Linked DNA regions of Mus musculus: region 1 is linked to region 2. A link is a loop called in an ENCODE intact Hi-C map of the cell type or tissue named here. Cell type or tissue: gastrocnemius. All regions are shown on one strand. Each heading gives the region's core, and the rest is flanking DNA. Links, peaks and the distances in the headings are about the cores only. Region 1 overlaps Retreg2 (reticulophagy regulator family member 2). Region 2 holds the start of Cfap65 (cilia and flagella associated protein 65).

Region 1 (16,259 bases), core at 5,547-13,546, 220 kb before region 2:
TCCTATACATAAAATAAATAAATCTTTTTAAAAACCCACAATTTTAAAAGAAAAGATAAAAGACAAAAAAAAAGAAAAGAAAAAAAAAACCACAATTTTTTGTTTGTTTGTTTTGTTTTTCAAGACAGGGTTTCTCTGTATAGCCCTGGCTGTCCTGGAACTCCCTCAGTAGACAAGGCTGGCCTTGAACTCAGAAATCTGCCTGCCTCTGCCTCCTAAGTGCTGGGATTAAAGGCGTGTGCCACCTCTGCCCGGCAAAAACCCACAATTTTTAAACCTGCTTTTTTTTTTTTTGGTTTTTTGAGACAGGGTTTCTCTGTATAGTCCTGGCTGTCCTGGAACTCACTTTGTAGACCAGGCTGGCCTCGAACTCAGAAATCCGCCTGCCTCTGCCTCCCGAGTGCTGGGATTAAAGGCGTGTGCCACCACGCCCGGCTAAACCTGCATTTTATATCCAATATGCATATGCACATGTTCTCAGACAGAGACACACTGACGAGCAAAGTTAAGACTTGCCCTTATGTTTTAATATGCTTATTACTTCATTGCTCCTTTTAAAAAAAGATTTATTTATTATTATATCTAAGTACACTATAGCTCTGTAGCTGTCTTCAGATGCACCAGAAGAGGGCGTCAGATCTCATTATGGATGGTTGTGAGCCACCATGTGGGACTTGAACTCAGGACCTTCAGAAGAGCAGTTGGGGCTCTTAACCACTGAGCCATCTCTCCAGCCCTCATTGCTCCTTTTTTTTTTTTTTTTTTTTTTTTTTTTACATTTGATATTCTATTCCATTCTATTTGCTTTTTAAAAGATGCTGGTTGCATTATAATATGAATCTTTTCATCCCACTGTGGTGGTTAATTCTATATCAACTTGGCACAAGCTAGATTCATATGACAAGAAGACTTCAATTGAGAAAATGCTGCCCTAAGATCTAGGTTGATAGGGCAGGGCCCAGCCCATGGCAAACCACACTGTCCCTGGGCCGGTGGTCCTTGCTCCTGTAAGAAAGCAGGCTGAGCCATGATGAGCAAGCCAGTAAGCAGCACCCCACTATGGTTTCTGTCTGCATCAGCTCTTGCCTCCAGGTTCCTGCTTCACTTGAGTGCTTGACTAAACAGAATTGTGAGTAAAATAAGCCCTTTCCTCCACAAGTTGCTTTTGGTCATGGTGTTTCATCACAGTAATAGTAAGCCTAAAACACCCACCATCCCATTAATAGTTTGCAATCTAAAATTGGGGGTGGGGCTAACTTCTTTTTTTTTCTTTCTCTTTGTTTTTTTTGTTTTGTTTTGTTTTCAAGACAGGGTTTCTCTGTATAGCCCTGGCTGTCCTGGAACTCACTCTATAGACCAGTCTCGCCTCGAACTCAGAAATCTGCCTGGCTTGCCTCTCAAGTGCTGGAATCAAAGGCGTGCGTCACCACCACCTGGCTTTTGGGATAACTTCTGTAAGCCAATTAAACTACCCTCATTCCCCCTGAACATCACATGAGTAAATAAAATAAAATAAAATAAAATAAAATAAAATAAACTTTAAAAAAGACAACCATGTTAATCCCCTTCTTCTCTTTCTTTCTTTTTTTCTTTTTTGTTGTTTTTTGTTTCCGACCTCCTTCTTTTTAAAAGATGCCACTAGTAGCTTTCCTAGTAAACCACTTTACTTTCATCTGTCCCTCTTAGAAAGTGTAAATGTTAGAGTGTGGGTGACTGACAACCCCCTACTGATAAAAGCGGTTTACTCTGCACAAATTGATAAGGCCATTCCTATGTAGCCCTGAAGAGGCATTAACTCCAAATGCATTTCTGAGCTTTCATTTGTCTTGAATATTAATCAATTGACTTTATAACCTAGTAACTTCAAGACTTATTTCCAGGAAAGGTTGAGAATTTTTGTATTCCTTATTAATGATTCAAATGTTAAAATGTGGATGTGGTTGTTTTGTTTTGAGATAGGGTCTTATTGTAGCCCAGTTGCCTGTAAGCTCTCTCTGTGTGTAGCCAATAATGACCTCGAGCTCCTGAGCTGCCTCTACCTCCCCAGTGCTGGCATTACAGGCACGAGACTCTGGACATGCGCAGTTTTAGGCAGTACAGAGTGAATTAGAGCTTTAACCTTGTTGCTTAGTTTTGCTACAGACTATCTCACTGTAACCCTGGCAAGCCTGGAACTTACCATGTAGGCCTGTTCAAGACCTGGTCTTGAACTCCCAGAGTTCTACCTTCCTCTGTCTCTGAAGTGGTGGAGTTCAAGGAGAGCACTGTTGCTCAGCTCAGTTTTGTTTGTTTGTTTGTTTGCTTTGTTTGGAATAGCCATGCTATGAAGCCCAGACTAGCCTTAGATTTGTGGCAAACCTCAAGTGCTGGCCGTATAGGCTTGGACTACCATATCCAGTTCTTACTATGCATTTCGATGAAAAAATGTTTCTGCTTCAAAATTACTTGTGACATCCAGCACTCAGCCTTGTAAACAAATTAACAAACAAAACAGCAAGTGGACAAGCCACTTCCCTGAAGATGGTAGAACAAGTAGTCAGGAAAAGTGGAAGTAAAGGTGACTAACCCCAGACAGTAATCTGCACTCTTGGTACAGAAGTGAATAATGTCCTTGTTAGTAAGTCTCTGTATTTTGCAACTTCTAACTTTCTTTTAGATATCAGCTGTTATGGTAGCTTATCTTAATAAAAATGAGTGTTTGCCAAGTCAGAACTCTTTAGTGGCTTACTGTCTACATCCTGCTGGTTTTTTGTTTTTTGTTTTTCTGTCATTTGTTTGTTTTTCCAGACAGGGTTTCTCTGTGTAGTCCCAACTGTCCTGGAACTCACTCTGTAGACCTGGATGGTCACAAATTCAGAAATCTGCCTGCCTCTGCCTCCCAAGTGTTGGGATTAAAGGTGTGCGGCACCACTGCCTGGCTATCCTGGTGGTTTTAATGGGAGCTGTAGAGCTGTTGCTAAGCTCTGAAAGTAAACACCCAACTTCTGGGAAGGCCCTGCATATAATGTGCTGTATTAATAGTCCATTGACTAGCGCTAAGAATATCAGTCAGTAGTAGAATACTTGCCGAACATTAAGTTAGGTCTTGGGTTTGAGCCCCACCAACACCAGTCTATACATAGTATGTATGTATATTCAGTTCATGGAATTAATTTTCTTTGAGGATGATTCATTTATTCACTCATGAATTTATTTAGGACGGAACCTAGCCCTTGGGCATGCTAAGCACACCCTCTACCACTGAGATGTATCCCTAACTTCTTAATTTTGTTTTATTTCCTTTCTTTTCTTTTCTTTTCTTTCCTTTTCCTTCCTTTCTCTCTCTTTCTTTCTTTCTTTCTTTCTTTCTTTCTTTCTTTCTTTCTTTCTTTCTTTCTTTCTTTCTTTCAGGGATTCTCTGTGTAGCCTTGGCTGTCCTGTCCTGGAATTCACGCTGTAGACCATACTGACCTCTAACTCAAGAGATACAACTGCCTATGCTTTGTGAATGCTGGCATTAAAGGCATGTGCCACCACTGCCTGGCCCTAGCCACTTAACAAGTGAACTTAACTTATTATTTCCAAGTGAAACTATAATCACATAGTTTCAGGAGCTATAGTTTTTATTTTTCATACTATGTTCATCAGTGGTTTTAGAATTGTAAGTTTCCAGTTAGAGGAACTTTGGTGGGGGACAGAAGAAACAAAGTGAACTCTATATCATTCCTCATTCCCACTCTCAATGACTAAAGGGTTTGAGAACTCAGAGGGGAGGAGGGAGGGAGGGAGGGAGGGAGGAAGGGAGGGAGGGAGGGAGGGAGAGAGAGATATTTTGAGAGAGAGAAAGAAAGAGAGAGAGCCTGATGATTTTGGGGGTTCTCTCTTGAACATGGATCCGAATGGTTTGATGGCTTTTGTTTGACGTTGGTAATGTTGGCTATGGAAGGAAGCCTTACACGTGCTGCACAAGCACTTTGCCACTGAGGTACACATTAGGCCTCCACCTAGAATATAGTAAAATTTTGTTTGTTTTGAGGCAGGGTTTCTTTGTGTAGTCCTGGCTGTCCTAGAACTCACTCTATAGACCAGGCTGGCCTCAAACTCAAAGATCTGCTTGCCTCTGCCTCCCAAGTACTGGATTAAAGGTATGGGCCACCACCTGACAAATATTTAAATTGCCATAGTGAATTTACCTCAACAAAATAGGCTGGCATTATCAACATCTTAGATACTGTTTTCCCTACTAACCTGTTACCATCCACACAGCTGTTGTTAGTCATTATCACTGTCTGGTATTATGTCCCTTAGTTTCACAGAGAAGGCCGGACGAACCAGTCTCAGTTCTCCCAACACAAAGCTCGGATGTAGTTTCCTTGGTTCCCAAATAAAGGAGAATGCTGAAGGAAATCTAATAACAATTTGCAACTTACATGGCTGTTTCAGGAGATATCAATTATCAAATTGAGCTGTGCTAAGTCTTTTATAGATCAACAAAGCCTACCTGAACCTGCTAAACAGCTTTATCCAGCAGCAGTGTTAGCCACACTAATGAGACATAGCCTTGTGGAATAGCAGACATTGGCACCACTAAAAGTTATTAAGTACAGTCATGGCCAGATAACTCTAATTTCAGCTTCAGTGGGCTTAAAGCAGACAAGGTCAAAGTGAGAATTACCAGCAAGACTGCCTCGGTCCTGATTCTGCTCAAGCTGAGAGTAAGAGGGATTAAATTATTTGCTTAAAACAAATCTGAACCCAGATTTTTTGTTTGTTTGTTTGTTTTTGGTTTCTGTTTTTTCAAGACAGGGTTTCTCTGTATAGCCCTGGCTGTCCTGGAACTCCCTTGGTAGACCAGGCTGGCCTTGAACTCAGAAATCCACCTGCCTCTGCCTCCTAAGTGCTGGGATTAAAGGCGTGCGCCACCACGCCCAGCTCAGATTTTTTTATTTTGATTTTCAAGACAGAGTTTAGCTGTCTGTTTAGCTCTGACTGTCCTAGAACTTTCTTTGTAGATCAGGCTGGCCTCGAACTCAGAGGTTGGATTGCTTTTGCCTCCAAGTGCTGGGACTAAAAGCATGTGCCACCACACCAGGCTAAACCCAGGTCTTTAAATTATCTTTGGTTCTGTATTCTTTTTTTTTTCTTTCTTTTTTTTTTAAAGATTTATTTATTACTCTAAATAAGTACACTGTTGCTGTCTTCAGACACACCAGAAGAGGGCGTCAGATCTCATTACTGGTGGTTGTGAGCCACCATGTGGTTGCTGGGATTTGAACTCAGGACCTTCGGAAGAACAGTCAGTGCTCTTGAAAAATTGAGTTGTTTGTTGAACCAGGATCTTACTATATATCCCAAGATGATCTAAACCTTGTAATCCTGCTTCAGCATTCTGAATACTGAGGTTACAGGCACGTGGCACATCGTTTGGTTCACAGTTCTAGTACAAGGCAAGGGACCCACATGTGATACGGACCTCCTTGCTGACGGAACTCCAAGACTGCAAGAGTCAGAAATGCCAGAGAGGCTTAGCCACACAGGATTTTGTAACTGAACCAATCTTGAGACAATTCATTACAGCCCCACTGATCTCTTAAATGTCCCACTTGACCACTATTGATATCTCATAAGGAGATTAGATTTTTTTTCTGATACTGTGATAGCTAGGCAAATACTTTACCACCAAGCCAATACTCATTAGTGAGGATTGACTCTCAATATAAATTTCAGAATGGATAAACCATATATAAATCAGAGCAAAGTCTTGTTGAAGGAACAGTTAGGTCCTCAGACTCCTTCCTTATCTGGACAGCCACGTGGTTGCACCCTCAAACCCCGAGAAAAGGCAGGAGGACTAGCATTCTCTGTAGAGTTAGTTAGAGGGAGTGTAGGCAGAAGGAGACACCACAGCCTGTCTTTTTTCCTGGACCCAGGCCAATGCACCAGACTGGATACTACAAGTTTTTTTCCATGGACCTAAACAGACTTAAAGATTAATGGATATTGTCACGGGGGTTTCCAACAAATGTTGACCCTGGGGCCTGAAGAGATAGCTTGGCACTTAAAAGCACTTAATGCTCTTTTAGAGGACCCAAGTTTGGTTCCCAGCACCCATATTGATCAACTCAGAAATGCCTGCAACTCAACTTCCAGGGATCTTCCAGGTCAGAGGAATCTGACCTCCACAGATCTCTGCTTGCGTGTAGGGTACTTATATACACGCCCGACACACACATACAATCATAAAAGTTAGAATTTAATTAAAATAAAGAATTAACAGACTCAGAAGGGAGGCTAAGGACAATTTTATTTGTGTTTGAGAGAGAAACAACAGGCAGTCAAGCTATAGAGCCTGACCTCTGCCCAGAAGCGGGATGTAGAAAAGAGTTAAACCTTCTATACTGGCGGTGGGCAAGTGGCCCATGGCAGAAGGGATGGGTGGCTTCAGAGAAAGGAAAAGCCAACAGCCTTTGGAAAGGATGCCTGGGCTTTGGTCAGTAACAGAAAGGAAAGAGATAATTACTCTTCACAGCCTTAGCTCGTGTGCAGGTGTATTAGATTTCCTGTGGGGTGGACTCCTGGCCAGGTGATTGACAGACACAGTTGGATTAACTCTTAAGCAAGGAATCAATAGTATGTAATGTTCTAATCCTTGGGGCAGATCAGGATGTCACGTCTCCACGCAGGGCTAGAGAGTTTCCATTCTGACTAGGAGTGATGAAGCTGACCTTCACCTTTCTAATGTTACAGTGAAATGGAAGTGGGGCCCAAAGCCCACCATGAGGGCCAGGTGCATCTCAATGACCTCTCACCCATCCTGCCTCCCTACTTCCTCCCTCTAGTCCCCCATGACTGGAGACCAGGTCTCATGCCTTCAAACTTTTTATGCTGCTGAGGATGACTCTGCACTTCTAATCTTCCTGCCTCTATTTCCCAAGTGCTAAGATTATAGATGGGGAATACTATACCCACTTTATATATCTGTTGTTTTCAAAATTATTTTCTCAAGTTTATGTTGTAGCCATTCATCTGAATTTCTCATTTCTGTGATCTTATTTTTTTCATATAAAAACTTTCTTTTCTGCTTACCTTTATTTTTAGTTTCTTGCTCCTGTGTGTTAGATTTTTAAAACTCTGCTGTCTGAGGATATTCTTTCATCAGAAATATATAATTATCAGTATGGTTTTTGTGCTAGTCAGTCTTTCTTCACTGTGACAAAATAACCCAGAGAAACAGCTTTGAAGTAGAAAGCTTCCTTTGGCTCTGGGCTGTCTAGGTTTGAGTCCACAGTCCCTCTCCCCATTGCTTGTTTTAAGACAGTGCACTAAGGTGAAGAAGACATGATTAAGCAAAGCTGCTTATCTCTTGCCAGGTGGAAGCAGAGAAAAGAGAGGAAGGGTCTGGGGCAAGAGTGTATACTCTCCAAAGCCCCACCTCCCCCAGGGACATAGTCCTCCAACTCAGTTTCACCCCAATAGTCATTGAGCTATGGTGTCAGCAATGGATTAACCCATTCATAAAGTGAGCACCCTTAATCCTCTGCCAACTAGAAGCAAGTCTCTCTCTCTGACTCTCTGACTCTCTTTGTCTTTGTCTCTCTGTCTCTCTCTCTCTTGTACGTGTGTATGTGTATGTTTGTGTGTGTTTTTTGGGTAATGGAGAAGGGAACATGAGCCAAGGTAAATAGTATACCTGTATTAAAATGTCACAATGAGCCAGATGGTGGTGGCACACGCCTTTAATCTCAGCACTCCGGAAGAAGAGACAAGTCTCTCTGTGAGTTTGAGTCTAATCTGGTCTACAGGGTGGGTTCTAGGACAGCCAGGGCTACACAGAGGAAACCCTGTCTCAGAAAACAAAAGTAGAAAACCATATAAAACATATTATTTGGTATGATAATTTTTTTTAAAAAAAAAGCTATACAGTAGATATCATCCATCCTTCCCTCCCTCCCTTCCTTCCTTCCTTCTTCTTTTTTGTTTTTTGTTTTTTTTTGTGACAAGGTTTTCTAAGTTGGCCTGCTTCTGCTTCCTGAATGTTAGGATTAAAGGTGTGTGACACCACTACAACCCAACATTTTTCTAAAGAGAAAAAGAAAAACAAAAAACCAAACAACAAAAACAAAAAAATGGATGAGTCATGAGTCTTTTTAGGGGTCTCGAGTACCAACTCCTAAAAGTTGTCCTCTGGCCTTCATATCTGCACCACAGCAGTATGCACCTACATCACACACACATACACCCATAAAAATTAAAAACAGCAGTCAGGAGGCAAAAAATGCTACCACCACCACCAACGACAAAAAAAAAAAAAAAAAAATCCAAACTGGAATTATTCTACCAGGGCCCACATCCCAGTGCCAGTGGATACCAGGTGCTGCAGATGGACAGACAAAAGAGCACAGTGATTTTTGCTAGAGTCTCCACACTTTTCTTATCTTTACAGTGAGAAACATAGTTACCTGGCATGATGCTGGGAGTCAAGTCTTGAATATACTAAGCAAGTATTCTACCATGCAATACTATTCCCATCCTACCCACTTAGTTTAGCTTGTTTCTTTCTTTATACACAGGGTATACTATATCCCAAGCTGGCCCCAAACTTCCTATATAGCCAAGGATGACTTTACCTTTTTATTAAAGTTTGATTTTATGCATATGTTTATCTTGCTTATATGTATGTCTGTGACTGGGCATTAGATCTTCTAGAATTGGAGTCACAGATAGTTTTGAACTGCCATGTGGATGCTGAGAATTAAATCTGTGTTCTCTGGAAGAGCAGCAGTGGGCTTAACCTATGTTGAATTTAATCCCCAGCCAATTATGAGAGTACACACCTGTGACCCCAGCATTTGGGGACACACAGAAGATGACCACCACAAATCTGGAACCAACCTGGTCAATATAGTGAGTTCCAGATCAGCTAGGGCTACAGTATCCCCAATGTGAAAGTAGCAGGTTATGAAGGGTAGATACTTTTTGGTGCTGGGGTTGAAACATTGTTACATGTATCCCAGGCTGCCTCAAACTTATATAGAGACAAGGATGGCTTTGAATTTCCTGGTCTTCTTGTTTCTACCCTGCCAAATGCTGGAATTATGGGTATGTGCCACTTTAGAAAAGAATTTTCTAAACCATGGAACCATGTCTCTAGCCTGACTTGAAACTTTTGACTCTCCTGCTTCTGCCTCTTGAGTGCTAGGATTTTAAGCTTGCAGACTCACCCAACAGCTTTAAGCATGCTAGGCAAACACTACTCACATTTCCAGCCTTGATAACTCATTCTTAAAGCAAAATGTTCATCATTTACTTTGTAATGCATTATTATCCTCACTATAATTGTGTGTTTGTGTATGTGTGAGTGAGTGCCATATATACATGCCATGGCCACATGGAGGTTAGAGGACAAGCTTTGCAGTTGGTTCTTTCTTTCAGTCTTTGAGGTAGTGTTTCTCGTTTCTGCTGTGATCCTTACTCCAGGCTAGCCTGCCTACAGGTTTCTGTGTGATTCTCATGTCCTTGTCCCCCCTCTCACTGTAGGGATTCTGGAATTATAGGTGAACCCCACCAAATCCATCTATCTATCTATCTATCTATCTATCTATCTATCTATCTATCTATCTATCTATCTATCTATCTACTCATCTATCTATCTATCTATCTATCTATCTATCTATCTATCTATCTATCTATCTATCTATCTACTCATCTATCTATCTATCTATCTATCTATCTATCTATCTATCTATCTATCTATCTATCTATCTATCTATCCATCCATCCATCCATCCATCCATCCATCCATCCATCCATCCATCCATCTATGTTCGAGGGATTGAACTCATGTTGTCAGGCTTGGGCAAATCAATTAATTTTTACTCCAACACACATTAACCTGCCAAACTACTTTGTCATCTCAATGTTTTTCATTTTATAAAGTAGCTGGAAGTTACACTTACTTTTAATCCTAGCACTTGGGAGGCAGAGATAGGTAGATCTCTGTGTGTTTACAAACTTTGTCTACATGTAAAGTTCTAGGTCAGCCAAAGCTACACAGTGAGACCCTGTCTCAAAAAATTCTTTTCTAAAGTGGCACATACCCATAATTCCAGCATTTGGCAGGTAGAAACAAGAAGACCAGGAAATCCAAAGTCATCCTTGTCTCTCTATAAATTTGAGGCAGCCTGGAATACATGTAACAATGTTTCAACCCCAGCACCAAAAAGTATCTACCCTTCATAACCTGCTACTTTCACATTGGGGATACTGTAGCCCTAGCTGATCTGAAACTATGTTGACCAGGTTGGTTCCAAATTTGTGGTGGTCATCTTCTGTGTGTCCCCAAATGCTGGGGTCACAGGTGTGTACTCTCATAATTGGCTGGGGATTAAATTCAACATAGGAATTTTGAGGGATGCTATGAATGAATATAATTGTCCCTGATTTCATCTATTGAAACTTAATCAATATCCTAAAACATTTTGAGCACCAAGGACTACACTCATCAATCACTGTCCTACAGTTTCTACTCCAGGGCTAAGTCCAACAATATATGAAGTCTTTACCTTGTCTGTATTGGTTAATAAAATAACCAAGGCCTAAGACAGTAAAACCTACAAGAAAATAATCTAATTGCTAATGTGATAGTATGAGACATGGGGTCTTCAGAAAGTAATTCATAAGGATGAAAATCCTATGAATGGAATTCATGATTTCATAAAATGAATGCAAAATTGCTATTCATCCCTTTCTTCCTTCTGTCATGTAAGGACAGCCACAGAGTGAATCCTATCTACTTCTCTGGAAGGCACAGCTGTTAATCCTATCCTGGAAGTAGATTAGCCTTCACCAGACAATGAATCTGTTGGATCCTTGGTCTAAAGACTCCCCAGTTTCCAAAATCATGAGAATTAAAATTCTGTTTATAAATTATCCAGATGAAGATGCTCATTATCATCAAAATATCAACAAAAATGGACTTGAAGCAGGGAGGCATCAACATTCAGACCACAGCAAGTGTGACACAAAATTAGATGACCCAACAAATGCTCATAACTGCAACTTCCACATAACCAGCACTCAGAATAAAGTGGGCTACGAGGAGTGTGCTGCTAAGTCTTGTTTGTACTTGTGGGGCCCTTGGCTCAGTTTCGGGAACAAAATAGAGGAAAATATATAAACTGAATTTCAGAATATATATAATCTGAACTGAACTGTCCAGGATGAATGAGCAGAACACAATGGTGAATGGACCAGTGATACACAATGATATGCATATATATATGTACATATATATATATACACATATATACATATATATGTACACATATATATGTACACATATATACATATATATATATTTTTTCTTTCCCGAGACAGGGTTTCTCTGTGTAGCCCTGGCTGTCCTGGAACTCACTCTGTAGACAAGGTTGGCCTCCAACTCAGAAATCTGCCTGCCTCTGCCTCCCAAGTGCTGGAATTAAAGGCATGCACCACCACTGCCCGGTGATATGCTCATTTTTAAGGTGGAGAAAGCTGACTTTAGTGCTGTGGTTCTCAATCTGTGGATCGCAACCCCTTTGGCAAAGCTCTATCTGCAAAATAGTTACAATTCATAGCAGCAGCAAAATTAGTTATGAAGTGGCAATGAAAAATACTTTATAGTTAGGAGCACACCATGAGGGACTCCATTAAAGGGTAGCAGCATTCTGCAGGGTAAGACCCACTGCTATACTTGGTCACGGAAAGGAGAGGACAACGTTCCCTCCATGATGTTAATATTCTTAGAACCACTGTAACGTTAAAGATCATTTGGGAGATGTTGTTGTTCAGCGGGAGAGCTCTTGTTCTGCCCACCCCACGCTAAAATCACTAATCTTGTCTGTTCTTTGCCATTTTGTGTTGAACATCTGTAATATCAGCCCTCCATAGGCTGTGGCTGGAAAACCAGGAGTTAGAGGCTAGCTTGGGCTACATAATGAGACACTGTGTCAGAAAACAAAACACAACCGACCTGTGGCTCCCCCATCCTCCTCAGACCATTCTGTTTTGTTTGCCAGAAAACTAAATTTTTATCTAGCATTTTTATCTATCCATAACCAAATAATTAATTTCTGCCTTCTGAAGTCTTTCTGACAAAAAACTCTGAAGGCTGTTGGTATAACCCAACTAAGTATTTTTGGACTAAACAGTCCCAGTTCCTTCAAGAATTCTGCCTCTGATATCCAACCTCTGGTAGTCTTCTCTTGGGTACCTCAAAGTCTGCTAATTTGCCAATAAGCACAATACACAAAGCCATCCTCTGGTAGCCCTTTCGCCCTTCCTTCCTTCCTTCCTTCCTTCCTTCCTTCCTTCCTTCCTTCCTTCCTTTCTAAAGGGTTAGGTTCTTTTATATAGCTCAGGGTGGCCTCAATCTATCCTCAGTCCCTTAGTCTTTCCCCTCCTGGGTGCTAGGAGCGTGTGTGTGTGTGTGTGTGTGTGTGTGTGTGCTAATAATGGGTTTCACATTTCTGCTCATTTTTCTTTTACTCTGGAAAAGCTTTTCTTCTCAGGCTTTTCATTGGTGAGCACAAACTGGTCAAGACATCTGATAGTGAAAATCATCACCAACAAAACCCGCAGAAACCATCAGACAATGGTGAATGTGAAGGGGTAACACAGACTGCTGACCTACTTTGATATTTTGATCCAGCTACAGGGTTTCAGTTCTAAATCCAAACTTCTTCAGAAACGGAAATGTCTGCATTAGTTCATGTTCCTTCAACAGCATAGAAGCAGGCCTCACTTACTGCTGATTCTCAGGAAATGTCTCTTACTTCTGGGATACATCAGGATACACCTGTATAGACGTCATCTTCAAAGACAATTACCATGCTACATTGTACCCGAAGCTAAAGGTTGAGGACAGTGAACTCACTAAGCAAACTATTTATTCTGTTCTGCGCTGTTCACCAAAGTAGAAGGGCAGCCAAGAGTCCACTTTCCACAAAGCTAGGATGCTGGATTGGTTTTTCCAGTTCCAAGCTTCTTCCTGCCTGTGCCCACCATTGGAGCTTCCAGTGTTTGCTGGCATCACTCACTGGGTTTGAATCATGGCTCCATTCATTCAGCCTGCGTGGCCCTCAGGGAATTAAGCTGTGCTTAAAAAAAAAAAATGGAGTCGATAGTAGTTATTTTAATTGTGGTGGGCTTTTGTTTTGAGCTAATGTCTTCTCTCTCAGTAAACAAGGCCAGCCTGAAGCTCTCAATCTCCCTGCCTCAGCCCCACAAGTGCTTGGATTACAAATGTGAGCTACTATTGTTCAGTAATAAGACAATTCATTTTAAAAGTTGATGAACAGCCCCATGTTAAACACTAGTATATAAAAATCACATAGATAAGCTAGGGGGTGGTGCACACCTTTAATCCCAGCACTCTGGAGGCAGAGGCAGGCAGATCTGTGTTTCAGGCCAGTCAGAACTACACGGAGAGATCCTGTCTCTGAAATAAATAAATAAATAAATAAATAAATAAATAAATAAATAAATAAGAACAGTGCCAAGAACATATACTTTTAAAAAATCTTGGATACTAGTCTCTTGGCCTTTAACCAGTTTATATAAATATTTAACCAACTTATATAACCACTGCTGGTTAGTTGTCCTACTACAGACAATTAAGATTGAGTTGTGAGCATGTAGATACATGACTTACAGAAACAGTATTAAAGGCACGGTTATCATGACTCCATGTCCCACTGACTGGGAAGACAGGGCAATTTCCTCCTGCATGTAATGTATTCACACATGCTAAATCTCACTTTGTATGACCGAGAAGCAGGTAGGGTTGTCAGGATAATCCCTGCCTCTGGCTGTTTACAAGGAAAATAGCCAAGAGAGGCAGTGCTGGGTGAGGAGGGGACAGAGTGCAGTATGGGAGGTGGCTCACAGGGAGACAAGCAGGCAGACAGGCAGCAGTTCTAGCCAATCAACAGTTTATTTTTCCAGTTAACACCTACACAGATCTTACTATCCACTTTACACCCTAGCAGGGAGTCTCAACTGTGGTCCAGACGAGTAGGTTCTGTTCTTCTCCCCTAATACAGAAGGGAAGTCCCTCGCCTCCAAAAGAGAAGAGAACATGCCATCCTCAGTGCTGGCAAAGTGCTAGGGGACCCTGCTGTCCTGCATCATGAGTGCTGAGCTGGACAAGGGTACAGTGTAGGTTCAAGGCGACAGTGACCCAAGCACAGCACTGCTGGCCTGACACCACCCAGTTCCCTCAGAAGAGAACCTGCCCTAAAGCTTGGCCAGTGCCTGTGGGAAGGAGGAGTTGGCAAAGAGTGGGGGTCACGCTGCAAAGGACAGGAGACAGCAGGGAAATAAAGCCAACGGGAGTGTGGGACAGTAGAGAAAATTATAAAGTGCCTCAACTAAACAACCAAGTGGGACACGAGGGTGGAGCAGCACAGGTCCCTGAGGATAGGAAGAAAAAGAAAAGGTCGACCACCAGGGCTTAGGACACAGTAGAATGACAAGGGATGAGGCAGGGAAGCAACTGCAGGCTACGGAAGGATGCCCCTAGCCTTCATCACATCCACTAACTCAGATGGAAAAGTATTTACAGACATAAAACCAATCCTAGGCACAGGTACTATACCAGGTCCCAGGACAGCAGGCAGGCAGGCAGGCAGGCAGGCAGAGTGGGCTGGCTTCCATCTGACAGCCAGCTTTTCCACATAGTGCCTCTCCCCAGAGTGACAGGGAGAGGAGAAAATGTGACATGCCTAGTTAGGAAGCCCTAGTATGCCTGCAGCTCATTCTGCCATGGCTCATGGCTCAACCTCTGCATGAGCCTCTTGGTCTGACTGTACCAGGGAATGGCTGTCTGCCCCCAGGGGAGGAGGAGGCAGAACATCAGGGGGCTTTGGAGGCATCTCTGGTCCCAAGCCCAGCTCTGCATTCAGTTGCTCCAGCTCCCCCTGATCCAGCAACTCAAAGTCCTCAGTTGTGAGTGCCTCTTCCTCCTCAGGAGCAGCCAGGGGTTGAGGTGAGTCCTGGGGAAGGGATGGGAGCACAGAGGGAGAGAGGGGGGTAACTGGACCACTTTCAGCAAGGCAAAGTTGGGGTGAGAGGGTGCTGGATGGAGCCATTAGGTCACCACTCACTGCCTCTGGGCTCAGGGTCTTCACTGGTGCACCAGGAGGGCATTTCACTCCATCTTGGGGGGACCCTGCCCCATTGAAGTGCGTATTCACAAAGTGAAGAGGGGATGAGAGCTGAAGCAAGGCTTCCTTGTCTGCAGCCCCCTCCTCTTCGGTGTCCAAAGCTTGCTTTGAGAGGGCTGGAGGCGCACTTAGCAGGTCTTCAGGAGAGGCCAGCTCTGTCTCTTCCCCCTCCCCCAGCTCTCGGTTCAGAGCCTCTTCTGGCTCACTTGGCAGGCTCTGCTGGTCCAAATCTGTGCAGAGAATAGAGGGTTAAGAATGAGCTCTTTTCTCTAACTGGCCACAAAAGTCAGTAAGTTCATGTACATAACTTGGGAGGCCAGGCCCTGTGGCACATATCTATTGTAATCCCAGCATTTGGAAGGTGTAGGGAGGAGGGACCAGGAGTTCTGGTCATCTTCTGCTACAAAGAGAGTTCGAAGCAAGCCTAGACTAAGAGCCTTTCTCAAAAAGCAAAGCAGAGCTGAAGAGATGGCTTAGTGGTTAAGAGCACTTGCTGCTCCTGCAGAGGACCCAGGTTCAATTCCCAGCACCTATATGGTGGCTCACAACCAACCGCAACTCCAGTTCCAGGGGATCAGATGCCCTCGTCTGACTTCTGCAGGCACCAGGCATGCATATGGTGTACACACATTATGCAGGCCAAATACTCATACACATAAAATAAAAAGATCTAAAAATACTACAAAGCAAAGCAAGAGGATGGAACTAAGGTTCTTGGGTGCTTAGGGTAGAATTAGAGAATACAGGAACTCAGGAAGCATTTTTGGAACTCAGAGAACACAGCTGTCAACAACCCAGTATTGGGGAGCAGGAAGATAAAAGAGAGGCAAAAGACTGCTCATACCTTCAGAAACATCTGTCAGTTGTGGAGTGGTGGCCCGAGATACAGAGAAACCGCCGCTCTCTAAGATAGAGGCCTCCTCATCTGACAGCTCAGAGTCTGTAATAGCCAAGGCCAGGGCTGTTTTCTTCACATCCACCTGCAAGAGAACCAGGATGAATCCAACATACTGGGATAAGCACACTTTACCCCCAAGCCTTCTGGTTCCCAACTACTTGAGAACTGGTAGCTCTAAC
Region 2 (16,259 bases), core at 4,874-12,873:
CAGCCTTTTTAATGCTTATAACAATACTGTGTGTCATTTTCCAAATGGCAATGCACTGAAGAGGACGCCGCAAGGAATTTGTATCCTTCTAGTGCGTACCCTTCTCTGGCCCACCATTGTCATGGGCTTTCTCATATAATGAGAAATAGGAGGTGGCGGTAGGTAATGATGTCTTTGTCCATTTTCTTTCTCATTCTTTCCTGGTAGACTTTCTATCTGGTAGATCAGGTTATCATGACAGTGGGAGAATATGGATGGCCCTCCAGGTCATGGAGGATAGAGGGAGACGGAGAAGGTGAAGAAGAGAGGAGGAGGGGGACACAGATCAGGGAGAAGGTGAGAAAACAAAAAAAATTTTAAGTTAAATTGATAATAATGGTAATGGTGACCATCATCTTTATCACTAAGGTAGCAGGAGTCAGGGAAAAGGGCCCGGAGTCAATGCAAGGGCCCCGGAGGGTTTAAAACAGGGTGGGGCTCATGATCTGAGTTTCTAAAAGATCCCCTGGCTTCTGTGTGGAAGAGACATTAGCAGGGGCAACATGGAAGGAGGGTGTCCATTAGTGGCAGGAAGAGTAGGTGACCCGGACTGGGGAACTGGCCATGGGGTTAGAAAACTGGTGATAGAGTGTGGATACTCAAGCAACAACACCAGACAGAAGGCAAGACCGGGGGAGTCACAGCATTCAGGAAAGGACCAAAGTGAAGCGTGGGGCTTTTAACCGTGGGCTTCACCTCTCCTACCCACAAGAGCCATTTGGCCTCAGCGGCTGCCAGAGAGGGTTTTCAGGTACAGACTTATACCTCCTTGTTTCTGAAAACTGGTTCTCCCAGCCCAGGCTCCTGCTCTCTCTGCCTGTACCTCCACCCCACCCCCATCTTACCACAGGCAGAGTAGTTAGTGGGGGGGGGGGAGTCATTTCCTTCTCACAGTTCTTGAGGTTGAGTGTCTACTATCAAGGTCCTAGCACCTGGGGAGGGCTTCTGTACTGTGCCAGCCAGTGGCCAAATGCCAAATGGCAAAAGGGCTAAAAGAAGGGGCCAAACACGTTCTATCATTGGGACCCCACTTGCAGTCACTAACCTATCCCCAGGATCCCACAGTAGCAGAGTCCTCCTAATATAACTACTCTTACAGGTACCTTGCACTTGGCAGTGATACTTGGATGACTACTTTTGTGACACACAGATTTTTAAATTGAACCATTGCAGCCCCTATACCTTGAAAATGGATGGAGAGGGAACTCAGGCTATGCCTGTGTCCACATGTCCTGGGGGAAGAGGGAGAGAAACCTAGAGAGAGTGAGATCTGGAGTGTTGGGGTTCAGGAAGCAAAATTAGAGAACTTCCTAGTTGTGGGGTTTCTGGAGCTGCCTGGAAAGACTGCCCTCAATGGGAGACCCAGTGCAATTAGGTACCTACTCCTGTCCCTGCTGAGGCCTCTCTGAATTTACCTGCCCCAAGCCATTCCTGACGCTTGCTCTCTTGGTTAGGAATCAGTCTAGCCATGGCTCACAGGAAGCCAAGTGGGTTTCGCTCCTCTCCTCTTGCACGTAGTCAGGGGCTTTGGACAGTGGGTGGATCCTATTTTTATCAGAGCTAAAGCCAGGCAACGGCTCTTTAGGTGGTGGTCTAGCACCTGGGAGACAGAAATAGGCACCTTCCATTACAGAGAAATAAGGCTGGGCCTTTATGGCCCTGCTTTACTTGGGCAAAGGTAGGTAAGCGGATCATCAGGAACTAGTGTGTGTGGAAGAGAGGTTCATGGCACCCCCAGGGGCAGAAGGACATAATGGATGGCTCTACAGGTGTCAGAGGGAGACAAGGATGTGGGGTGGGAACTAGGAACCATGGCAGCGGCAGGGTAAACAGCCTATGTGACCTGCCCAGCACAACTGCCCAAAGAGAACAGATTCTAGCAATGGAGGCCATTGGTGGGGAGTGCAAGCCCTGTTTTTCGCTCCAGAGGATTCCTCTGTACAGATAAACCTCCCACCACCCCGTGCCCTCTGGCCTCTGAATGGCTGCAACTGCTAAGGCTCAGCCCTCAAGTCCCACACCCCAGTCAGCTTCTCAAAGCCTCTTTGTTTCTCGGACTGAACCTGGCCAGCCTGGATCTGATAAGGCCTCTATGGGTAGATAGCAGCCCAGCCCCGTGTGTGGCACTGCCCTTAGCCACACCTACTGCCTCGCACGCACACATCCACCTCATGCATCTACCGGAGATGGGCAGAGACTCGGGGACCTTCCTATCCCAGTGCAGGCATGTTTGTCTCTGCTGTAATCCTACCCGCGGCCCTCTCAAAAACTCTGTCATCCCATGGAGAGACAAAATAGGAGAATGAGCACAACCGTTTCAGAGATGAACAAATTAGCTTCCCAGGGAGAACGTATCTTGTGTGTGTTCTTTTCTTTCCTATAGGTCAGGTGTGCTAGACGCACTATTCACACCAGGGCTTCGAGTCCTAAACACAAGTGAGGATAGCATTACTTCCTCATTCGCACACGAAGAAAATAAGGTCTGAAGAGGTGAAGTTGATTTCATATCAATGCAAGAGCAGAGCAAGATGGTGAGTCCATCTCAGGGGTACAAGAAGAAGACACTCCTACCCATGAACTAAAGGACCAGGAGTCCAAGGGTGGCCATACCTCTGTTAGAAAAAGATGGCCCTTGGGGAGGAACATCCTAAATGCTGTAGAGTTAAGGATGGTGTGCTTAAAAGGTACCCGTGGATTCTCTGCTATTCCCTGTACTTAGGAGAGGCAGGATCTGGCCTGGAGCTAAGTAACATCTAACAAGTAAGCTGTGTGGCTTCTGTCTGGTTGCACCTAGAATGGGTGCTCTGGTCCATGGCCTAACAGCAGACCGCAGCAACTGTCAGCATGGGAGGGTGCCTTTGGGACATCATTCTAAGGTGATTCTAGGTATCAGACTCCCATTGTCAGGCTTGCACAGTGAGCATTTTACCTGCTGAGCCACCATGCCCCCACTGTTTTAATCTCTTAATCTTAAAAGGAGCAAACAGTGGACAGGATTAAAATCTAATAAGGAATAGATAAAGTAGCAAGTTTATACTGAAAAATTTTGGCAGACACACTTTAGCAAAGAGATCAAGGTTAATAGCACCAATAATGCAAACTGGCATGATAAACAAAACTTTAATGAAGACAGAACCTTGTGCACAAACCAGAAGTGAGCTCTTTTGACATCTTGGTCCAGGAGGTCTTTCACATCCAAAAGAAGCCCGCTGTCATGTTAGTGTATCTTTACTTTAGGAAGGGTCTTGATCAGAAATGGTTCTTTCTTTGTCGTGTTGTTTGTTTTTGTTAAATCTTATTTTTAAAGTTTGACATGCATGGATGTGTATGCATGAGTGGGCTGCATGTATAGAGGCCAAAAGATGGTGTCAGATCCCCTGGGACTGAAGGCATAGATAATTATAAACCACCAGGTAGGTTCTCGTGATTGAACTCGAGTCCTTTTGGAAGAACAGCCAGTGCTCTTTACCCACCAAGCCACCTCTCCAGGTCCTCTTTTTAAAAGTCCTGTATCTCATATTCACAAGCTTTGAAACAGCTGTTCAGTTTCCTCTGTTGCCAGATGTCTTAGTTTCTTTTCCTGTTGCTGTGATAACATACCCTGCCGAAAATATTTTAACGGTAAAAGTGCACAGTTCAAGGGAACAGTCTAGCATGGTGACCAGCATGGTGAGTCCAAATGGGAGAAGTTTGAAGTAGATAATAATGAATGTCTGGGGTTGAATTCATATTTAGTTTGATGACTCCAGGCTCTTTCCTAAACACCCCACTCTCCTGTCCTCTCAGGGGTACCCTCTATTGGTTCATTTTGTACTCTGGAGACTTGGGGTTAGGGAAAAGAAGCGAGAAAGCAGAAAGGAGAGAGGAGGGGGTGGGGGTGGTGGCCAGGACTTCTGGAGCTGTCCGTGGTGCTGGTGCCTCAAGTCAGCATAGAACTGGAGAGCCAGGAGAAGACCACGTGGGCAGAAAGGGAAGGACAGTGAAATGTGAAGGGCCCTCTGCCAATGAGGAGGACCAGTAAGTGCAGAGCTCAGACTTGAAGGACTTCATGTTGAAACAAAGACCTGGGTGCACAGTTGCTAGTAAGCTAAAACTTGGTTCTCAGCACTGAGTTGAAACTAGTATAGTATAGCATTACTGGCCACTGACCCATCCCCACAGCCCCACACACTGTCAAGTTTGGTTTCTCAGTTTTCTCCCTACATACTCTGGCTCTATCCCATGACCAAAGAACTAAGGAGTCAATACCAGGCAAAATGTGGGATCTAGGACACTGATTTGGCCCACAGGAGCTGGTGTCTGGTCTGAGAAATCCAATGTCCATACTTTACCATTTGCTAAGGTGTTTTGTTTTGTTTTGTTTTAAATACAACTCCCATTCGTTTCAATTTTACAGATGAGTAAAGAGAGGCTTTACCCAAAGAGATGAAGGGGTCTGCAACCCTATAGGTGGAACAACAATATGAACTAACCAGTACCCCCAGAGCTCGTGTCTTTAGCTGCATATGTATCAGAAGATGCCCTAGTCGGCCATCATTGGGAAGAGAGGTCCCTTGGTATTGCAAACTTTATATGCCCCAGTACAGGGGAACGCCAGGGCCAAGAAGTGGGAGTGGGTGGGTAGGGGAGCAGGGCGGGGTGGGGTATAGGGAACTTTTGGGATAGCATTTGAAATGTAAATAAAGAAAATATCTAATAAAAAATAGAGGGGAGCGGGGGGAGGGTATGGGGGACTTTCAGGATAGCATTTGAAATGTAAATGAAGAAAATACCTAATAAAAAATTGGAAAAAATATTAAAAAAGAGAGGCTTTACAATTTGTCTCACATTTTCCAGCTATTGAAAGATGGAGCCACGTGCCTTTAATCCACATGCACTTGGGAGGCAGAGCCAGACAGCTCTCTGTGTTTAAAGGCAGTCTGATCTACAGAGCAAGTTCCAGGACAGCCAGGGCTACACAGAGAAACCATGTATCAAAAACAAAAACAAAAAAACCAACCAGCCATCCAACCCACCCACCAACCAACCCACCAGACAAACAACCAAACAAAAACCAAAGAGAAAGATGGAACCAGAACCTGAACTTGAATTTCCTAGGAAGATGAAATATCATGTAAATTTTTTCTCCATTCCCTTACTCTTGGCCTACATGGATTTCTACTCTGTGGTAGTTTAGGGAGTAGGTGGAGAGAGAAAATTGTCTGGGAGGGAGGCTTGCATAGGAAAGGTGGAAACCCACAAGTTGGTTCTGGACAAGGAGTAAGCCTTTCCTTTGAGTTCTTCTGGCGTACAACAGCTGTAATGGTTAATCTCTGTTGTCAGCTTGACTGATTCCTTCAAGAGACATACCTCTGGGCTTGTATACAAGGGTGTTGACACAGAGATTAGCAGAGTAGGGAAGATTTACTGTGAATGTGGCATCATTCCATGGTCTGGAATAAAAGGAGAGAAAGAAGGAACCCAGAAGACTGAAGAACGTCAGCTGCCCTGTTTTTTACTTCCTGATCTGCCAAGATGTGAGGCGTCCCAGACACAAGCTCCCATTGCCTTCTCCACTATGCTGGGCTAAGCCCAAACAAATCCTTCTTCGTTCAAATTGCTCCTAATAGGTGTTTTGTCATAGCAATGAAAAATGTAACGAATGCCCTTCAGTTTTGGAAGGGTAGACCTTTCATCTGCAAGGGATAGACAGATGTGCTGGCTGGTCAGCAGAGCAACCCTGGCACTTAGGTACACTGTCTTTGGCTTTCCATACCTCAGCACAGCAAAAGCAGCCTCCATCCTTGAAGAAACAGAGGAGGGAGGTGTGGAAAGAAGATATTCCCTCCCAAGTACACTGCAGAGAGGCTGAGGCTGGTAGAAGGAACACAGAAAGCTACACGGCTTATGTATAGAGATCAGAGGGGGAATGTGTTCGTTCATCCCTTTTCATGTGCTTAATCAATGAAACACTGCATTTTGGAAATTAATCAATAAAGCCTTCATGTTGAAGGCCTATAGCCCTAGAGGCTGGGGCAGGGGGATTTCAAGTATGAGGCCAGCCTGGTCTATAAAATGAGGACCTGTGTCAACAGATAAACAAAAGAGAAGAAATTATCCACAACAAATAGATAAGGGAATCAAGGGTCAGAGAGATCGTGACTTTTTCAAAGCCTTACAGCCAGAAATTAACAAAGGTTAATCCCAGGCCTGTCTGGTTCCAGTCTGAAATCTTCTCTATTCCAGGGGAAGCTGATGAGAAGATACAGGAAGATACAGGAAGGAAACAGGATATTGTGTATGCAGTAAAGCCCAAATTGCTAACTGTGTGCTTTGTCCCCCAGCCCCAGGCCTCAGACAGAGAGCTCAGGTCTCTCATCTATCCTTACTTTTTCCAATACTTTGGTCCTTATAATTTTCCTGAATCATTCACTTTCATTCACAGCCTTGAAACAAATGGCGTTTGTGTCTGTGGGCCTAAAGAGGACATGACCACTCAGATCCAATGCCTAGCATCTTCTAAGCTATCTCAGCTACTGAGAAGGGGACTTCCAAGGCAAGTCCATTGTCTGCTTCCCTCTCCTCACACCCAGCACCCAACCAAGCCTTCCTGGGTACTCAACTTCCTGAGCAAAGTCCAGTATGTGGGGGCCTCTCCTTAGGAGTCCTCACATCAGCTGAAGTTACTGCTCAGAGCTGCCAGTTATAATTCCAGAGAAGCGCAGACCACAGCACCTGATAACAAAAGAAACTGTCCTTCCACTGTCCTAACCCAGAACTCACCAATATATAATCAAAAGATGCTGGGAAGAGGTTCCTCAGGAGAGGAGACCAAAGAACACATGGCTCAAAAAATCTGACTTCTTTATCATCAGTTTTTTCTTATTGGGTTCTCTGAGGTCCCCCCCCAAATCCTGCATAAGTATTCTCAATTTTTTTTGGCATAAGTATGAAAAGGAAAATTTTGTTTATTCATTTCTATTCATCATTTCATCATTCATTATTCCATTACATTCATTATCATTCATTCACTTATTGTCATTTATACCCCCCACTTTTTTTGTCCATAAGGTCCAGCTGAGTCAGACTGATTAAAAAAAAAAAAAGAAGAACTTGAAGAAAAACAAAAAAAGGGAGAAATCATTACAGGAGCTCCAAATAGCATCAACGTCATCACGTTCAAAGTACAGCCTTCAGATTCTGAGAAACCAGCGAGACACTCACTGAGTTCCACGTTCCTTAATCCCCAAAGAATTCCAGGCTTAGTTGGGCTGGCATGACTTAACCGACCTCCTGGACCTCCCTTGCAGCAGCCCTGCCCTCCCCCGCTCATGTGATCCCTCAAGCCAACTCAGGTCACTTTGTCACCTCAGTCCATCGCCTACCTCCCACAAGTGAACCCCAATCCTCCAAACTGCTCGTTTATTTTCTGGGTTTGCTTCCAGCTCTCTGAGCTCTCCCTCTATAACCACACCACACCCCTTTCATTCTGAGGAGGAATGGGTTCACTGTTCAGGCAGTAAAACTCTTTAATTGCCGAAGAATGAACTTTGAGATTCTTGGCTTTTTCTACGTCGCCTTCATCCAATGATACCTTTCTCACAGCGTGCACACCAGTGCACAGACAAAAAAGAATTTCTTCATACATTAACTTTTGTCTCTCTTCAAACAAGTTAATTTTCTTTGGTCTCAGACCAAAAGATATCTGGAAGAAAATGCCAAAGGTGTTCTCTTTCGGCAGCAGAAGGAGCACATTTATAAATCCTATGCAGTAAGAAATAACCAGAGGCTGTTTTCAATGAACCATCATGATCATAGGGAATGAGGCTCTGAGTCTAGATCAGTCTACTTCAAGAGATTAGGAATGACTCCCATTCAGGCAATCTATGATTTTTGAGCCCAACAGTAATCTATGAATAAGGTGGTCAAATAAAGTAATTGCCAGGACACCATGAAAATTGGGGGAACCATGTTTACCTTGTCTGGAATGGAAAAAGACCACAGTTGGTACTACAGCAGGGAAAATCTTGGATTCAATACTTAACATAGGGAGATTAAATTTGAGCAGGCATTGACTGGGTGTGTAGCTTAGTGATGATCAAAGCTTTAATTCTTAGCACAAAAAGAAAAAAATATATAAAGAAAGTTAAAGAAAAAAGAAGAAAAAGGAAAGGAAAGAAGAAAAAAGAGAGAAAATAAAGGAAAAGAAATGAAATGAAGAGAAAAACAAAACAAAAAGAAACGGACTCATTCGCTTTCTCTGAACCTTGGCTCTTTTGGGTTGCCGTCGTTGCCATGGGATACCAAAAGACGCTGTGTCCCGAGCGTCCTGTATCTACGGAGACGTTAGCACAGCGTTTGCATGAGTTCTAAACGTTGGAGGCCAGCGAGAGGAACAAGGAACGGTATCTGTACTAAAAACCCCTTTTACAGGAAATCGTGGCGGGTCTTCAGAAAGTCCTTTCGTTGTGGGCGAGATTAATTAGATGCGGGGGCCAGGAGACCCTGAGAAGCCCCATAAGTACATTTTGTTCCCTTCGTTTTAAGGCTTCCTTCCTCAGCTCTACTTGACCACTCCTTACCCTCACCCCTACTCCCGGTTTTTTCACCTGTCGTTTGTAAAATTTTAAGATCAGAAATTAGGCAAATAAAAGAAACTGATAAAATACCCCCACCCCCGAAACTAGAAAATTGGTTTAAAACAAGCCCCCCCCAAACACACACACACACACACACACACACACACACACACACACACACACACACACACACACAACTGCACGTTTTTTCACAGCAAAATGTTGCAAATGACCTTCTCTGTTCCCGGAAAGGCTCCATGCTTCCTGCCTTAAGTCCCGGCTGGACCACTTTTCTACCTTATTTTGTCTCTTCTCTAGCCTTTCAGAGATAGATTGGTGTATTGAGTGGGGACTTTTTCAGAGAGGCAAGGCAGACTGTCTGTTGAATCCCCTGATGTCTGAGAGATCAGGGACTAGGGACAGGACCTAAAGCTATCCAAGGACAGAAAAGTAACAGCTCTCCTCCCCACCCGCAGCTTGCATTTCTTGGGTTCTGTCTGAACACCCACTTTACATTTGGAGGTAGGAAGCTTGTTTTGTACAAGTACCTGCTGTATCAGACCTGTTTGGTAAATGCTCTGTGAGGGAATGCATGGGATGAGGACAGTAACTTGAAATGGTTTCCTCCAGTGTTAGAGAACCTTCTAGGAACAAATGAGCCAACAGAGGGTTTCTCTGGCTGGTGGAGAGAGAATGAGATTGTCTTTGGGAAATGTGTAAACTGCTAAAGGTAATCATGAGATTGTTACATTATAACATGGGGACCTTAATTAACCACCAACTTGAAGAAGGAGATGTTTTAGGTTAAATTAAAAGCAAGTCATGGCCAATCATGATGGTTCATGTCTTTAATCCCAGCGCTTGGAAGACAGAGGCAAGTGGATCTCAGAGTTTGAGACTAACCTAGTCTGTAGATCTAGTTCCAGGACAGCCAGGGCTACACAGAGAAACCTTGTCTCAAAAGAAAAACAAGGAAAAGAAGGCAAATCACATGTAACGATAAACAACTGTAGGGATTAAAATATCTGTTGAAAACCTCACAATACTGTCTGGATTGTTAGTCAAATTGATACTATTTGGGATATGGACAATCTTACTTAAAGAAGTGAAAAAAAATACTAAACAATGTGAAATATAGAAATAAGTTCAAAAATAAGTATTACAGCTTTGCTGTCCAGTGTAGTAGCTACTAGGCAACTTTAACTATTGAGCACTTGAAATCTGGGTGGTCTGAATTGAGATAAACTGTGAATATAAGATGTGCTGGACTGGAGAGAAAATTCAGTGCTTAAGATATTCATTCTCAGCATACACATATTGGGTGACTCACAACTGCCTCTAACTCTAGAGCCAGGGAATCAAATACCCCCTCTGGCTTCCACCAGTACCACCTGCATGTGGCAAACACACACACACACACACACACACACACACACACACACACACACACACATACACACACACACACACACACACACACACACATGCACGCACAAATAAAAATTTAAATTAAAAAGAATTAGATGCACTGCTGGGTGTGGTGGTGCACACCTTTAATCCCAGCACTTGGGAGGCAGAGGCAATGGGATCTCTGAGAGTTCAAGTCCAGCCGAAGCTACTTAGTGAGGCTATGTCTAAAAACAAACAAAGTCAAACAAACCAACCAAATAGCAAGTTGAACAGACTGTGGAGAACAAGCCAGTAAGCAGTGTTCCTCTACTGTTCCTGCCTCCAGGTCCCTGTCTTCAATTCCTGCCCTGACTTTCCCGAGAGTTGTAAGAGAAGATTAACCCTTTGCTCTTCCAAGTTGCTTTTGGTCATAGTGTCTGTGACAGCAATAGAAAGCAAACTAAAACACGTGTAGTCATGGAAGAAAAGGGCTACACCAGCCTTATTCCAAAATCCCTCCTCCATGTGGTTTCTGGAGTGGTACTTTAGGCCACTGAGCAAAGCTCTGGGCCTTTTGTTCAGCCTCGTGCCTCAAGGCGCCACCTCATAGCAATAGCACTTGTCAAAACAGAGAGCAAACTCCTCCTCCATCTCAACTAGGAAGAGTCTTCTTTACCAACTCTCTTTCTCACTTCCTCCTCTGCTCCTCTCAACTCCAGACTCGTCTGCTGATCTGGTAGGGATTTTTGGCTTTGCTAGATGCTCATCCAGAAAAACCAATGCCACATCACGAGGACCAGGGAGAACTGTGACTGTACAATGAACACTGTGAATGAAGATTTGTGCCTGAGTGCCAGCACACTGGGAAGTAGCAGTGTCACCACCCAGGTGAGGGTATGGCTGGGGTGGTGGATCAAGTGTGGCAAGACCAAGTGGGGGCCATGGTCACAGTACAATAGGGTGAACGTCTGGGGGACAGACTTTCCCATATACACTCTGGCACTCACCCTCCCTAGATGGAGCCCTGGGCAGACCTGAGTGCTGGGAACTATGGTTCCCATATGGTTCTGTGAAGGTAACTTTTATTCCCCCTAAGGTAATTGTCATCTCAAAGGTTTACTGCCTCAGTCTGCTAACCTGGGCCTCGTCTTGGAAGCTTGTAGCCTCTGTACAACCTAAGCCTAGAATGTCTCCAGCCTCTGAGACTTGCTGCTGAATAAGCTCACCCTTTCTAGTTCTTTCTGATCTCTGTCTGGCTGGTTCAACCCAGCTATTCTGGCTTTAACTTCTCTCCACACTGACTGATTCAAACTGGATTCTTTCAGCTTCTCCTGGCTTGCTCTGCTTAACCTCAAACTAACTCTGGCAATCTGTTCTAAACTTCTGGATCCTTCTCATTCTCTGGCTCCTCCTGTCTTCACCTGGATCTAGCTTGTTCTCTCTCTGCAACCTGTCTCTCTATAACTGTTCCCAAAAAACTGTCCCCACCTTCTACACTGTCCCTCAAGTGGCTTCTCTTTCCCCTCTCTTCTCGTGAGAGTTGGGCATATCCTAGTCTGTCAAATATTTTCTCTGATTTGTCGCTTTGTCTGCTACTGAATTAGGCAGCACTTTTAAATGTGAGTTCTTCCTTCTACAAACTTTACCTTCATTGTTTGGGATTAAAGATATGTACTAAGGCCGCGTCTGTATTCCAGCCAGGGGAATTAAAGGTGTGTGCTAAGGCTGAGCCACACCACAGCTAGAAATAGGTTTGTCCAATAAACAACACAATCTTGGGGTTCACATTGTGATCATATATCCTGCAATGCCATGCCCAAGGGTGAGGGACTTTCATCACCCCATAAGTGCTAAAAGCAGGATGAAGCTGCGAGATCTTGGTCTGTTTCCTAAGTCTCGACTTCTTCTCCTTTTATGCCACCTGAACAGCTTGTAGATCCCCTGGACAGGAAAATATGCCTCATAAGGAGGCAAAATGATGTGAAAAAGAGGGTGATCTGGGGCATCGAGGTCGCCGAGAAGCTGCACTGGAAAGGCTGGGAGCTGGGAAAGGAGACCACAAGAACCCTGGTTCTGAAAAACCTCTCCCTGAAAACCCAGAAGATGAAGTACAGGTACCAGAATGAGGGACCAGGGGCCACCTGAGCCCACAAGCCCCCAAGGTGGGTTCTTCTTAAAAAGAAAACAAAACAACCTTTAAAAGGTCACCAAGTCAGAAGAACACTCAAAACATGTACAGTGTGAAGAATCCTAACCGGAGCCCACATCGTGGGGCCTTCTTACTTGCAGAGAACAACTATGCTGCCTCCTGTTCTAATGACTTTCTTGCTTTTCCCAAATGAATTTGCCACATGTGTTGGCATCTTTTTAGCAATCCAGTCCAATTTACCTTATGGACTTTAAAGGAAAGAATATGATTTGCTTTTTTTGTAACCTTTTCTTTTTAAACACAAATTGTCTCTCTGTATACACACCTCCAGTATTCCTGTTTTTCTAAAGAACCTTTCAAAATGTTCTTTTATGTATATGTAATTGCTTTTTGTGAATGGCCTGATGATATATTTCCTCAGCTGAATGTGCCGTTTTCTCAGCCCCATTCTTGGCACTGGTGTGCTCCAGTGGATGCTCTCCCCTATGATACTGACTGCCGAACTGTGTAGATCTCTAGCTGGAATATGATCTGTGCTCCAGGTCTACCAGTAGAATCCTGGGGTTAAGTAGTCAAGTCTGAAGTAAGCTTGATCATGTAAGTCCTCCATCTTCTCAAGATTACTCATTGCTCTTATCCCCTTGAACTTTGACAAAATCTTAAACTCAGCTCAATACACATATAGCCAATTTTTGGTGCGCGACATTAGGATTTGGCTGCACACACAAATGAATGAACTTGGGAAATGACACATTACAGTACCGAGTCGCTCTACATCTGGTTCTCAAGTGCTGGCATGATAGGTATGTGTCACTGTGCCCAGGTATATGTGATGTGCTTTAAAGTTGTTGTCATCATTTGTTGGTTGATAGGGTTTTTTTTTTTTTGAAGATTGTTGACTTTTTTGTTTGTTTTGAGATAGGATCTTATAATATAGGCCTGCCTGGCCAAGAACTTGTAGCAGTCCTCTTATCTCAGACTCTCAGGTGATGGAATTACAAATATGAGCCACCATGATTGGCTAGGTTTTCCAATATTTTCAAACGTTTTTTTAAGACTTATTTTTATTTATCTGCATGTGTGTGTATGCCTCTGTGTATATACATACATGCATATGTAATGTATGTGGGTGACCTTGAGTCCAGAAAGGTCGGGGGGGGGGGTGTTGTATCTCCTAGAGGTGAAGTTACAGGCAGTTGTGAGCTACCATGTGGGTGCTAGGAACCAAACTTGGATCCTCTGAAGGAGCAGCAAATGACCTCAACTAGTGAATCATCTCTCCAGTCCCTAACATTTTTGAATTGAGGTATCATTTGTTTTGTCTTTTCCCTATTTTGTTCATATGGTAAATTATATGAACTGACTTTCTGAATTAGACTAATCATGAATATCAGGATAATTCCAACATTGTTATATTCTTTTTCTGACTCCGACTCCTCCTTCCCCTCCTTTTCCCCCTCCTCCTCTCCCTCCTCTTCCTCCTCTTCCCCCTCTCCTCCTAATACTTGTTTCTGACTAAGTTTAGTCTAGTTTTTGTTCTGCCTCTGATAGGTTTTGGTAATAATATATAGTTGTTACAAAGACAGTGTTAGGGAGTGTTTCTGTGTTATCTTGAAGAGGAAAGACTGGAATGTCTTTCCTCCAGTGCTAGGCAGTATTTGCTACGACCCACCTGTTCCAGTGTTTCCTTTATGGAACATTCTTGCCTACCCTTTTCCATTTCTTCAATGGTTTTCGGGTGGCGTGACCATAAAGTTGATTGACTAATTTTTGGGTTGGTTTTGTATGTTGCATTTTCTATGGTGTTTGTTCCACCCACACTCACCAGGCCATTGGTGCAGTCATTGTCCACATCATTGTCCACGCCTGGCTCTCTCCATGATCATCATCTTCAGCAGAGACAGGAGTCTTGCTGTGAATAACTGTAGGAGTGAAGGAGCAGGGAACCAGGCGTGGTGGCACATGCTTGGGGAATCAGAAGGAGTTCAAGGCTTCATGCAGCAAGTTTGAGGCCAGCCTGTGCTATATGAGACCCTGTCTCTAAGCAAACAAAGGAACTGTGTATATGAATATGTGTATATGTGTATATATACATGTGTGTATAATGGCAAAGGACCTGAGGATAGTCTATTTGGTAGACTGCCTAGCATGTAAAAACCTGTATTTGATCTCCAACACTGTGAAAACTGGATGCAGTGGACCATGCCTGTAATCCCAGCACTAGGGAGGTAGATTCAGATTAGAAGGCAGAGGTCACATTTGGCTATATATGGAGTTCAAGGCCAGCCTGGGTCACATGAGACCGTGTCTCAAAAAATAAAATTACAAGGAGAAGGAAGACATAGGTCCCCTTACAATCTGACCCCTTAAAGAGTGACTTCCATCCTCCGGCTTCCTCTGGTGGTTCTGATCCTGGCTCAGACGTTCTTACCACCTGGCTCTTCTCTGCAGGCCTCCCAAGACCAAGTTCTTCTTCACTATCATTCCACAGCCCATCTTCCTGAGCCCAGGCATAACGCTCACACTTCCCATTGTCTTCCGACCTCTAGAAGCGGTAAGGTCAGCCCAACAAGCAATGCAGTGTGGGGGAGGGCAAAAGATCCGAGACCTCAGAATGGGAGGACGGTTTGAACAGCGGGGATTTCCACACACACCGGTACATCCTGTGTTTGGGAAGCAGAAGCAAGCTGATCTCTCTGAGTTTAATGCCATCCTGGTCTGCATAACTGCATCCTGGTTTGTAGTCAAGGCTACAAAGTGAGATCCTGTCTCAGAAAAATAACCAAACAAACAAACAAAAAATAAATTAAAAAAAAAATCTACAGCTTAGGAAGACCCTCCCTTGATCTTGTTCAATAAAAGGCTGTTTCCTATTGGGCATGGGGTCAGAAGGGCTGTAATTATCACCAGAAAGCTCTTGATTCGTTAGGCACTTACTCTCTGCAAGGTTCCTCAGAATGTTTCTTGTAAAACTTTCTGTCTTTGAAGCTCATTATATTGAGTTATAGCCTCACGATGCCCAGGTTATCCTGGAACTTCTAGGCTCAAGGGAATCCTCCTGCCTCAGGTTCTTGAGCAGCTGCAATCACAGGGGTATGCTGTTGAATCTGGCTCCTCAGAATTCCTTGTTTCCCACAAAAGTGGCTTTTTTCCCCTCAGGGGCCATAAGCATTCATGAAATTCTGATATGGTCAGTCTTCCTGCTAGGGATTCATTGGAGGGGTGGCTTAGCAGAAGTGGAATGTCCTGACTCTTACCTGAACACCACTCACTGGTAACTGTCTCTTCCTCTACCTCCTGTCCTGCAGAAGGAATACACAGACCAGTTGTGGTTTGAAAAAGAAGAGGGGGTGTTCTGTGTGACCCTGAAGGCCACCTTGCCTTGCTACAAGCTAGACTGCCCATCATCTCTGCAACTGCCCATGTGTGCCCTTGGGGACACAGTGGAGACTTGGTTCTGTCTGAACAATGTGGGGTGAGAAGGTCCTGAAGTAGAGAGAGCAGTCCCCGGGGGTGGGGGAGGGGGGAGGAGAACTGTAGTGAGCAGGGGAGACAGGCTCCTGCCAGCAGAACCCCAAGACCTGACCTACTCCCTCACTCTTAGGGACCTGCCCACCTTCTTCACCTGGGAAGTCCCAGCCCCATTTCAGATACTACCCACTACGGGGTTACTGGAGCCAGGCCTGGGTTGTAAGATCAAAGTGACCTTTGAGCCCCTCATAGCTGTCATCCATGAAGTTGAGGCATTGTGCTGGTACGGAAAGGGAAACAAACAGAAGAACAGCATTAACATACAGGCTGCAGGTAAGCCTGCCCTCCCACCAGAGACCCTCCTCAGCCCTCCCTGAGCTTTAGATCTCAGGGCCCCCACCCCCCACAGGTCCCCACCTGCCTATCACTCTTCCACCAGCCCTAGGCTTTATCTTCTATAAATCACAGACTATCCCTCCCAGTGGTAGAGGCAGGGGTGGGGACACACGATACACGGTCTTGTAGGGACTGTTCAGCTGGGGCTATAGAGGCCCTGATAGGTTCTCCCTAAGACAGTCCCCCTTCTCTGCCCCAGCTAAATGTGCACAGCTGCTGGTGAGCATAAAGCACAAGGGGCTAGAGGACCAGGATCA

Evidence for each region. Peaks named below come from ENCODE experiments on the same cell type or tissue, not always from the same donor. Only the 100,000 strongest peaks of a DNase experiment are listed, where the experiment ranks them.
Region 1: a loop joins it to region 2, with 4 times the contacts of the local background. A loop is called at or near these places in 2 of 42 quality-filtered maps.

What each region holds. Positions count from the first base shown.
Region 1 is chr1:75,145,583-75,161,841 of GRCm38, reverse strand. It overlaps Retreg2 (reticulophagy regulator family member 2), which reads right to left. Exons shown (of 9, transcript NM_170755.2): 8 at 16,027-16,162; 9 at 13,933-15,412. The coding sequence ends at 14,787. Among named protein-coding and RNA genes, the nearest start is that of Retreg2, 11 kb to the right of the region's middle. In gastrocnemius, for the core only: no CTCF peak of the experiment used is centred there; no DNase peak of the experiment used is centred there.
Region 2 is chr1:74,927,685-74,943,943 of GRCm38, reverse strand. It overlaps Cfap65 (cilia and flagella associated protein 65), which reads left to right and starts at 8,345. Exons shown (of 33, transcript NM_001039495.1): 1 at 8,345-8,423; 2 at 10,706-10,874; 3 at 11,916-12,100; 4 at 14,587-14,689; 5 at 15,444-15,610; 6 at 15,740-15,939; 7 at 16,202-16,259. The coding sequence starts at 10,746. In gastrocnemius, for the core only: no CTCF peak of the experiment used is centred there; a DNase peak (open chromatin) is centred at 8,328.